Regions from separate parts of the Homo sapiens genome. Here regions 1 and 2 are each linked to region 3. The links are chromatin contacts, found by Hi-C or POLR2A ChIA-PET in ENCODE. All regions are on one chromosome and are shown on one strand. Each heading gives the region's core, a stretch centred on a gene start or an enhancer-like site at or near the end of the contact. The rest is flanking DNA. Distances are from core to core; before and after follow the strand shown.

Region 1 (2,700 bases), core at 104-2,603, 490 kb before region 3:
TGTCTCAAAAAAAAGAAAAAATAGCCTGGAAAGCTACGTACCAAATTCTTGACATTCACCTTTGGGGGAGTAGAAGAGGAGCGTGGAACTGCACTGGGAGAAGGGAGACTGTCAGAATAATTTTTTTTTAAACAAAGCAGTTAAAATTTTTAAGATTATATGACAAAAATGTTAACTGGACCAGGGACAGGAGGAACATGGGTTTGTTGAGTTATTTTGAACATGGGTTATCACATTGTTCTTCAATTTAAAATAACACAAGAAAAAGAAATTATAATAACAAAGAAATAGATCTATTTCCTTGAAGCTAGGATGGATGAGGAACGGGAGGTGGGAGAGAAAAGGAGGCCTAGAAGTTGAAAGGAACAATGCAAAGTAAAATCTGAATGAATAAAGATAGGCGTTCCCAATGGCTCCAGTCCTCCGTGAATCCTAACAGTTGTAAAAGGAGGTAACAGCAGTAGTAACTGGCTTAGAGACTGAGGGAAGGGAGGGGAGGAGAGCACACTTGCACACAGTAAGAAATCTCATTTCCAGAAAATGTTAACTTACCAGTATGTACTGTAGCTACTGCAATCCATACATACTGTGTGCTGAACTTTATCTTGCTTTTCTGATTTCTTATGGTTGGTTAAAGGTACTTGTGCATCTTCATAATGTTTTTTTGCATGGCCATTCACATACCTTACAAAAACCAAATGAAAATTTACTTTAAATATTGCTTTGGAAATTAAAGGAGTAGGAAATGATGAAATTAAATATTAATCAAATCAAAATAAAGAAATCCTATAACAGCAGTCAATCATGTAGTGATTTATTATACTGAATACTTAAAATATGCTCTTTTTTTTTTTTGAGACGGAGTCTCGCTCTGTTGCCCAGGCTGGAGTGCAGTGGCACGATCTTGGCTCACTGCAAGCTCCACCTCCTAGGTTCACACCATTCTCCTGCCTCAGCCTCCCGAGTAGCTGGGACTACAGGCGCCCACCATCACACCCAGCTAATTTTTTTTTTTTGTATTTTTAATAGAGATGGGATTTCATCATGTTAGCCAGGATGGTCTTGATCTCCTGACCTCATGATCCACCCGCCTATGCTCCTTTTTTGCAACCAAATACTATAGTCAACTTTTAATTATATACAAGAGTAGGCTCAGGCAAGGAAAGGCATAATCTATGCAAATTGGTTTCAGTACCATAGATATTATTTATAAACTCCTTTGCTGCTGCTTTCACTATAGCTTTTTTTTTTTTTCTCTCAGACCACTAACCCCCAACTTGGGCTATTATCAAAGACAAGCTCTGTTAAGTAAATTACTCAGCCACTTCCCACAGGGCCATAGACTCTGCTCAAGTTGCTGCTTAACATAAAGTGTGAGAGTCAGAGAAACAGGACAATGTTCCATCTCTCACCAATATAGCTTCCAGTCTTTTATTTGAATGCCTGAATAATCAGCTCCTCTCATATGGAAACATGTTTGTTTAGAAATAATCCAAACAAAACACAAATCACCTTAAGCTTACAAAAACTGCTATTTCTCTACATGGACAAAGATAATCAAAAGTTGATTATGTTCATAAAAATTGTGTAACACATTCCAACTCAGATTTAGTATTACAGCAGGCACAATGAAACTGAAATAAGGCTCCATATGCACATGGTGTACACCCAAATCCATCTACACCTTCGTCTAGAGACTGCACAATTCTGTCACTAACCACCAACGTGAAGACCCTTAAGAAGCAACATTTCCCAGTTCCTAGAAAGCAGCCAATGTGTGGAAGGCAAGGCCTACTTGAAAACTCAGTCAAAACAAATGTTGGTTAAATGGTACCAAAATAAACAGATGCAGAGAGTTAGATGACATTTTCATCATGAGGCACCTTAACTGCACCAGGAAAAACACTTACCTTGGAGGAAGTAGGAGAGTTACCGTAACTGGGAAGGATCAACTTCAAACCTAGCCCCTCTACCCAGGAAAACTGGGCACATTCAAGGCACTATTAACCTCAACTTGGAATGTGATCACGTTCTTTCTCCATTTTTTCCCTGTACTTTACACTTTTGCATATACCTGAGTCCTCTGTTCATAAAACTGTACTAAAATGAATTTTAGAGTCAAATAATGATTAAGAGGATAAGCTCAAAAACTAGACTGCCTGGATTCAAAATTAGGCTTTATCACATCCTGGCCATGAGAGCTTGGATGAATTATTTAACCTCTCTGTACTTGTTTTCTCATTTGTAAAATGGACGTAATAGTACTTTGTGTCTCATGGGTTGTTAGGTGATTACATAATCCATAGTTCATAACAAATGAATGTTAGCAATCATTTTATTAGCATTCTTCTTTCTGTGCTTAACTACTACTCATTCAGAATCCAAACAACAATTGCTTAGAAGGTGGGCACATTTAGCACATATTTCAAGATAACATGTAACTGTATAGGTCAAGAAACGCTATTTAATAAAATGTAAGGCTGGGTGCAGTGGCTCACGCCTGTAATCTCAACACTTTGGGAGGCTAAGGCAGGCAGATCACTTGAGGTCAGGAGTTTGAAACTTGCCTGGCCAACATGGTGAAACCCCATCTCTACTAAAAATACAACAATTAGCCATGGTTGGTGGCACATGCCTGTAATCCCACTACTTGGGAGGCTGAGGCATGAGAATCACTTGAACCCAGGAGGCAGAGGTTGC
Region 2 (2,728 bases), core at 43-2,542, 420 kb before region 3:
CTCAGCTTCCTGAGTAGTTGGGACTACAGGTGCCCGCCACCACGCCCAGCTAATTTTTTGTATTTTTAGTAGAGATGGGGTTTCATCGTGTTAGCCAGGATGGTCTCAATCTCCTGACCTGGTGATCCTCCCGCCTCAGCCTCCCAAAGTGCAGGGATTACAGGTGTGAGCCACCGTGCAACTTTCTTTTAAGAAGGAAATAGGGGAAAGGTTGTTAAATAGGCTACTGACAAAATTTTTCAAATCTCCCCTCTCCTAGTTTACCAAATATTTAGACTCTGTGGCTTCTTAGAAACTCTTGTTTATACAAATAAAATTTGCCTCACTGCTATTCCTTGTATTAATTTCTGCTTCTTTTTACTTACCGTTAAGTCACATAATGTCTTTCTTTATATATTCCTATATCTTGTCCCATTCCAAAATAAGGTCGCTTTTCCATGAGTATACAGAATCTTAGCCAGGGGAGGTTTAAAAAATATCTAATAACTAGTACTAAGATGTTCATTGACCACTGCTTCATGTGGGATCCTGGAGGCTGCTGGGCCAGGCATTTACTATTTAGTTGCTAGATCAGGGGGAGTTCAGGAGGATCCCAGTAGAGGGGCAAGGGAGGCTTGGAGGACACTCTGGCTCTACTATTTACCAGTTGGTATGAAAATACTTATTTTAACAACTAGTATAACAGTCCCCACGTGACAGGCTGGACGTCGGTGCTAATCTGCATGACAGCCATTTCCAGTGTGAGTATAATGACCACGGCACAATTTTCCCCACGGTCGGGCATCTGGGCTGCCTCTGGTTTTAACTGCAGTATCAAGCTCAGTTCTACACAACTCTATATGTGCTTTTGTTTCATTTTTATATTTTATAAACTTATTTATAAATATGTATTTCATATTTTGTTTCCTTGGAACATATTTCCCAAAGTGGTATTCCAAGGTCAAAGGGTTTGATCAATTTTATAATTTGACATGGTGATTTTTAAAAGCATTTAACCATGGGTTCAGAAACATCCTTGCCCATTTTTTCACAGACTCCTGTTGCTGGAGAGCTGGCAGGCAGTACGGTATGGTGGAAGGAGGGTGGGTGCTGGGTAAGGAGAGCGGGGCTCGGGTCTGGGCAGTGTTTCTCTACTAGGAGTGGGGGACTTGGCAGTGTCTTAGCCTCTGTGAAGCTTGGTTTCCCCAGCTGTGAAATGTGAAACGTGGGAGGTGCCATCTCTCCCAGCATCAGGCACAGCAGGCATCAGTTGCCTACATCTGTTCCTGATCTTGGCCTGAGGCCCTGGCCATCCTTGTCACACCCTCACCCTGGCCCACCTTTGTGGAGGGTAGGCTGAGTAACTTGACTTGAACAATTAACTGTCAAAGTGTCAAGGAAGGTGTGGGTTCTGCACCATAAGGAGGTGTGTAGACTGCCATCTTCTGGTGCAAAATGTTAGTGTCCAGATGATTTAGGGATCAAGCTACTCTCCCTTGTGTCCCCATGAAGATCTGTCCCCCCCGGGGGAAGCTGCAAGAGAAGGGGCGGGGGGGTTCTCCCAACACAGGCTGGCCCTAGAGTCTGGTACTTTAAGGTGATGTCCTCCTTCTGCCAGTGACACTGAGAGAGAGGAAGATGCTGGGTTTTGAAAGCCTGCTTGTAAATGAAGGTGCTTTTTGAGACTGTGGAGGTGATGGCAAGAAGGATCTTTGTGAAAACAGGAGGTCTATATCAGCAATTTACTAAACCGGTTCAGAGAGGCTGACAGCAGTGGTCAATCAGTCCACAAATATTTACAGAGCGCCTACCATGTGGCAGACACATGCTCTGGCAAACGCTGTTGAAAGAGACAGGCAGGGTTCCTGCTCTCATTGTCTAGTGGGAAACATTGGTGATAAGGTTAATTCTTTTTCAACTGATATGCTTTCTTTTATTTAGTTGGAGATAAACAGAAAATTAAAAGTAATTTAAACCATACTATTTTGCCTCTCAAACACTACAGCCAATTTTATTTCAATACCTTCCAGCCCTTTCAGATGCGTATGCACACTTTTAGCAGAGCTATAATCATAATGCCTATGTGATCCTGAAGTTTGTTGTATTTGACTGATAATAAACATCTCTACACTGCTATCAATCTGCACAGTTATCCTTATTGCTGTATAAGAGGCAAATGTGTGGCTGTATCAAAATCTATATAGCAATTCCCTCAAGTTTAGTATTTTTTTTTTTTTGCTACAATAGATATTGTTGATGTTGACTTCTTTATGGAGGCTTTTTTTTTTTTTTGAGATGGAGTCTCGCTCTGTCGCCCAGGCTGGAGTACGTTGGTGTGATCTCGGCTCACGGCAACCTCCAACTCCCGTGTTCAAGCTATTCTCCTGCATCAGCCTCCTGAGTAGCTGGGACTACAGGAGCCCGCCATCACCCCTGGCTAATTTTTGTATTTTTAGTAGAGACGGGGTTTCACCATGTTGGCCAGGCTGGTCTCGAACTCCTGACCTCAGGTGATCTTCCTGCTTTGGCTTCACAAAGTGCTGGGATTACAGGCGTGAGCCACTGTGCTGGCCTCTTTATGCAGATTTTTATTGCATTACTTCTGAATAATCATGGATATAGTTCTTCCTATGTGTTTCCATATTAGTTCCCAAAGGAACTATTACTAATTTCGAATGCCACCAATATTGTATCAGTAAATCAATTTTGCTGCAACATCAGGTACATTGAATATTGTTGCTTCAAGGCA
Region 3 (2,700 bases), core at 201-2,700:
CTGCTAGCTTAACTCACAGCCCAAGCTACATCTAAATACCTAAGTCAGCTACATTTAAGTTCCAATTTCAGAAGTTAGGAACAACTTGCAGCCTGAAAGTCTCTCTTCAATGGTCTGATCCAGTCTTCAAGTTGCTGTCTTAAAAGGTTCTGTGTTCAATCAATCACCCAGGTAGATTGTTTGCAAAGATTACTTAAAAAAATTGAAACTACTTAAACTACTTTTGATATAAAGCCGTGAAAAGAACGAAAGTACTATCTTTAGCCAACTGGCACAGGAAGAGTTCTGTTATAAAAACGACGTGCAAAAGAGAAGGTAAGAATAAAAGTAATAATGTGCCCTTCATAAAATTTATCTTTTGTGTCTAACATCAATCACTAGGCCAGGAGCCAATACAAGGCTCTCCTGCATAGGGTCACACATACTCTTTCTTAGCAGGGTGAGGAGACCTCAGACTTCTACCACTGATACCACTTTAACCCATCAAACATGCCTACCAGCCCGCCCACTTCCTCTTCATTCAAGCCCCCCGCCCCAACAAATGTTGATTAAAAGCAGTAAATGAAGTGTTTTATGATGTCATGAAATGAGCAGGCCATCTTTAAGACCTCTTGCTGGGTGGGGAACTGAAGGTGAAGGAGCACTGGGCTGCCAGGGCTGTGCAGTTTTAATGACAGCGGGCACACAGCACTTACCCTTTTGCGCCAAGCATCAGTGTACTGTCTTTACATAGTAACTCCTTTAACCGACAGGTAGATGCTGTTACTATCCACACTTTACACACAGGGAACTGAAACACAGAGATTAAGTAACTTGCCCACTGCTAGTAAGTAGTGGAGACAGGATTCAAGTTCTGACAGTCTGGGTCCAAAGTTCTTGTTTTTATCCATCATATTCTATATAGTTCTAATGGTTCAAGGACAGCTACTAGCGAGTAAGGGAGTCGGAATTAGTTTACCACCCAGCCAAGTTCAGGGATATCCACAGGACTTTTGCTGACTCGTCCTATAAAGCAAATACTGAGAATTATCTTTTGCCTATTAATTTCCTTATTCCTGCTTGTATTTTATCTGAAACTTTCTCTAGTTGAGCTTTCCTCTGAAGAGGACCATTTCAGGTCTTGAAGTTTCTGTGGCCAGCCATACAGCCATTTACAAACACTTAACTAGAACGATTTACTCAACTCAGAACAACCCCGTATATTAAGCACAGCAGGACATCATACTATCAATTGTCATAAAACTCCCAAGGTGTTTGTTTCAGTATCTTCATTAAAAACACACACACACAAAATCGACAAATATCCAATACTAGACTACCTCTGAAATCCTGTTCGTGTTTGCTGGATACATTTGCCTTAGAAGAAAGGAAGGAAGCCAGGTATTACATTTAACAAGGGGGAGGGGAAGCCCGCAAGAGAATACACCCAATAACTGTTGACATTTCGCCAACTTTTTCCAAGACTTGGTAACAAAGCATTATCTATCTGTATGAGAGAAAAGGGGAGGAGGACTGCTGAAAAAAGGGACGGGTTAAGGGTTTTGCACTATAGTTTAGCTCTTCCAGCAGAACGCGGCGCTGTCAAGCTGTCAATGTCTGTCTACCGCCTCGGAGACACAGGCCGCCGGGAAACCACAGGGTCGACGGGAACGGCGGAGTGTAGCATCCCCGGGCCCCAAGTCCACAGTGCCTCTCCCACTTGACCTGTCGGCGCCCCTTCTCAAAGTACGGATCTCCAAGAGGAAGGACCTCCTCCCTCTCCACTCTCAGAGTAAAGCAAGCCAGCAGCGCAAAGTGCACCTCCCGGGGACGCACAGACACGACTGAAAGCCACCACCCCAGAAACAGACCCTTCCTGGGAAAATGCTCCTTCCAGAACCTTCTCAACACCACCCGTTTCCCCTGGGAGCGTTTACTTTGGATCAGCGAGATGGAAAACAAAGGCTCAGGAGAACAGGCCGGGCCCCTCCCCAGAGCCCGCCGCCAGCTGGCCCAGGTGCGCCAGGTGCGCCCTGGAGGCGTGGGGACGAGGGACCGGGGCCTGCGGGGGGGGAAGCAGGAGGGCCCTGCGGGGCTGCCCCGGGAGGATGCGCCTCTGGGGGCTGCGGGGTGATGGGTGTATCCCTTACGGTCTCCCTCAGCTTCCTCTCGTGGTCCAGCTCGCGCTGCAGGGTGCCCGCGCGCTCCTCAGCGGCGTCCGCCTGCTCCTGCAGGCTCCGGATCTTCCTGCGCACCGCCTCCAGCGAGCTACTCCCCGCCATCGCGCCGGACGGTAGGCGGGCGGGAGGGCTGCAGTGGGAGAGGCCGGCTGCTGCCCTGCGGACCCGGCTGCCGCGGCTGTCCTGGCTGCCCAGCGCCGGTCCGCCCCGCCCAGGCCTCTCTGTGCGATGGCGGCGCCCCCTGCGGCCAGGAGCAGTCCGGAAGTCGCAGCCTCCAGGGCTGCGCAGACAAACCGCAGGCGGGCGCGCGCGGCTGGGAGGGGCGCGCGCCGTGGATCCCGGGACTGGCTGGGGGCACTGCGCATGCTCGCGGCGGCGGGGAGAAAGGCGCTCCCGGCGCGCTGCGGGGGTACCTGGTGAGCTGGGCGCTCCGGGAGGCCACTGCACTAGGGCTCTGGCTTCCACTTCTAGGGCCCCTCCGCGGCGCGGTGGTGACCCGGGGTAACGGAGCTGGCTGCTAAGGGCAATAGCGACTCCTGCT

What was found. Hi-C counts contacts between places; a loop is a spot of excess contacts on that map. ChIA-PET counts read pairs that join two places held with the same protein, here RNA polymerase II (POLR2A). Pooled maps may share reads with other maps.
Region 1: a pooled map shows a loop between it and region 3 (4-fold over the local background). The contact joins the enhancer-like site here to the promoter of TPM1-AS in region 3. A Hi-C loop is called at or near these places in 1 of 50 pooled maps. POLR2A ChIA-PET finds 5 or more read pairs at or near these places in 2 of 52 experiments (PC-9 and activated CD4-positive, alpha-beta T cell).
Region 2: a pooled map shows a loop between it and region 3 (5-fold over the local background). The contact joins the enhancer-like site here to the promoter of TPM1-AS in region 3. A Hi-C loop is called at or near these places in 5 of 50 pooled maps. POLR2A ChIA-PET finds 5 or more read pairs at or near these places in 2 of 52 experiments (A549 and K562).

What each region holds. Positions count from the first base shown.
Region 1 is chr15:63,535,009-63,537,708 of GRCh38, reverse strand. USP3 (ubiquitin specific peptidase 3) reads right to left here. Exons shown (of 15, transcript NM_006537.4): 3 at 553-684. Among named protein-coding and RNA genes, the nearest start is that of USP3, 32 kb to the right of the region's middle. Within about 2 kb of position 1,353, at least 2 of the 41 ENCODE cell types and tissues checked have a DNase peak (open chromatin) inside an H3K27ac peak, as active enhancers do.
Region 2 is chr15:63,465,560-63,468,287 of GRCh38, reverse strand. No RefSeq gene overlaps it. Among named protein-coding and RNA genes, the nearest start is that of USP3, 38 kb to the left of the region's middle. Within about 2 kb of position 1,292, at least 3 of the 41 ENCODE cell types and tissues checked have a DNase peak (open chromatin) inside an H3K27ac peak, as active enhancers do.
Region 3 is chr15:63,048,137-63,050,836 of GRCh38, reverse strand. It overlaps TPM1-AS (TPM1 antisense RNA), which reads left to right and starts at 1,450. Exons shown (of 2, transcript NR_147233.2): 1 at 1,450-1,996; 2 at 2,142-2,700. The region is part of intron 2 of TPM1 (tropomyosin 1); the gene reads right to left. RefSeq lists a silencer at 1,984-2,643.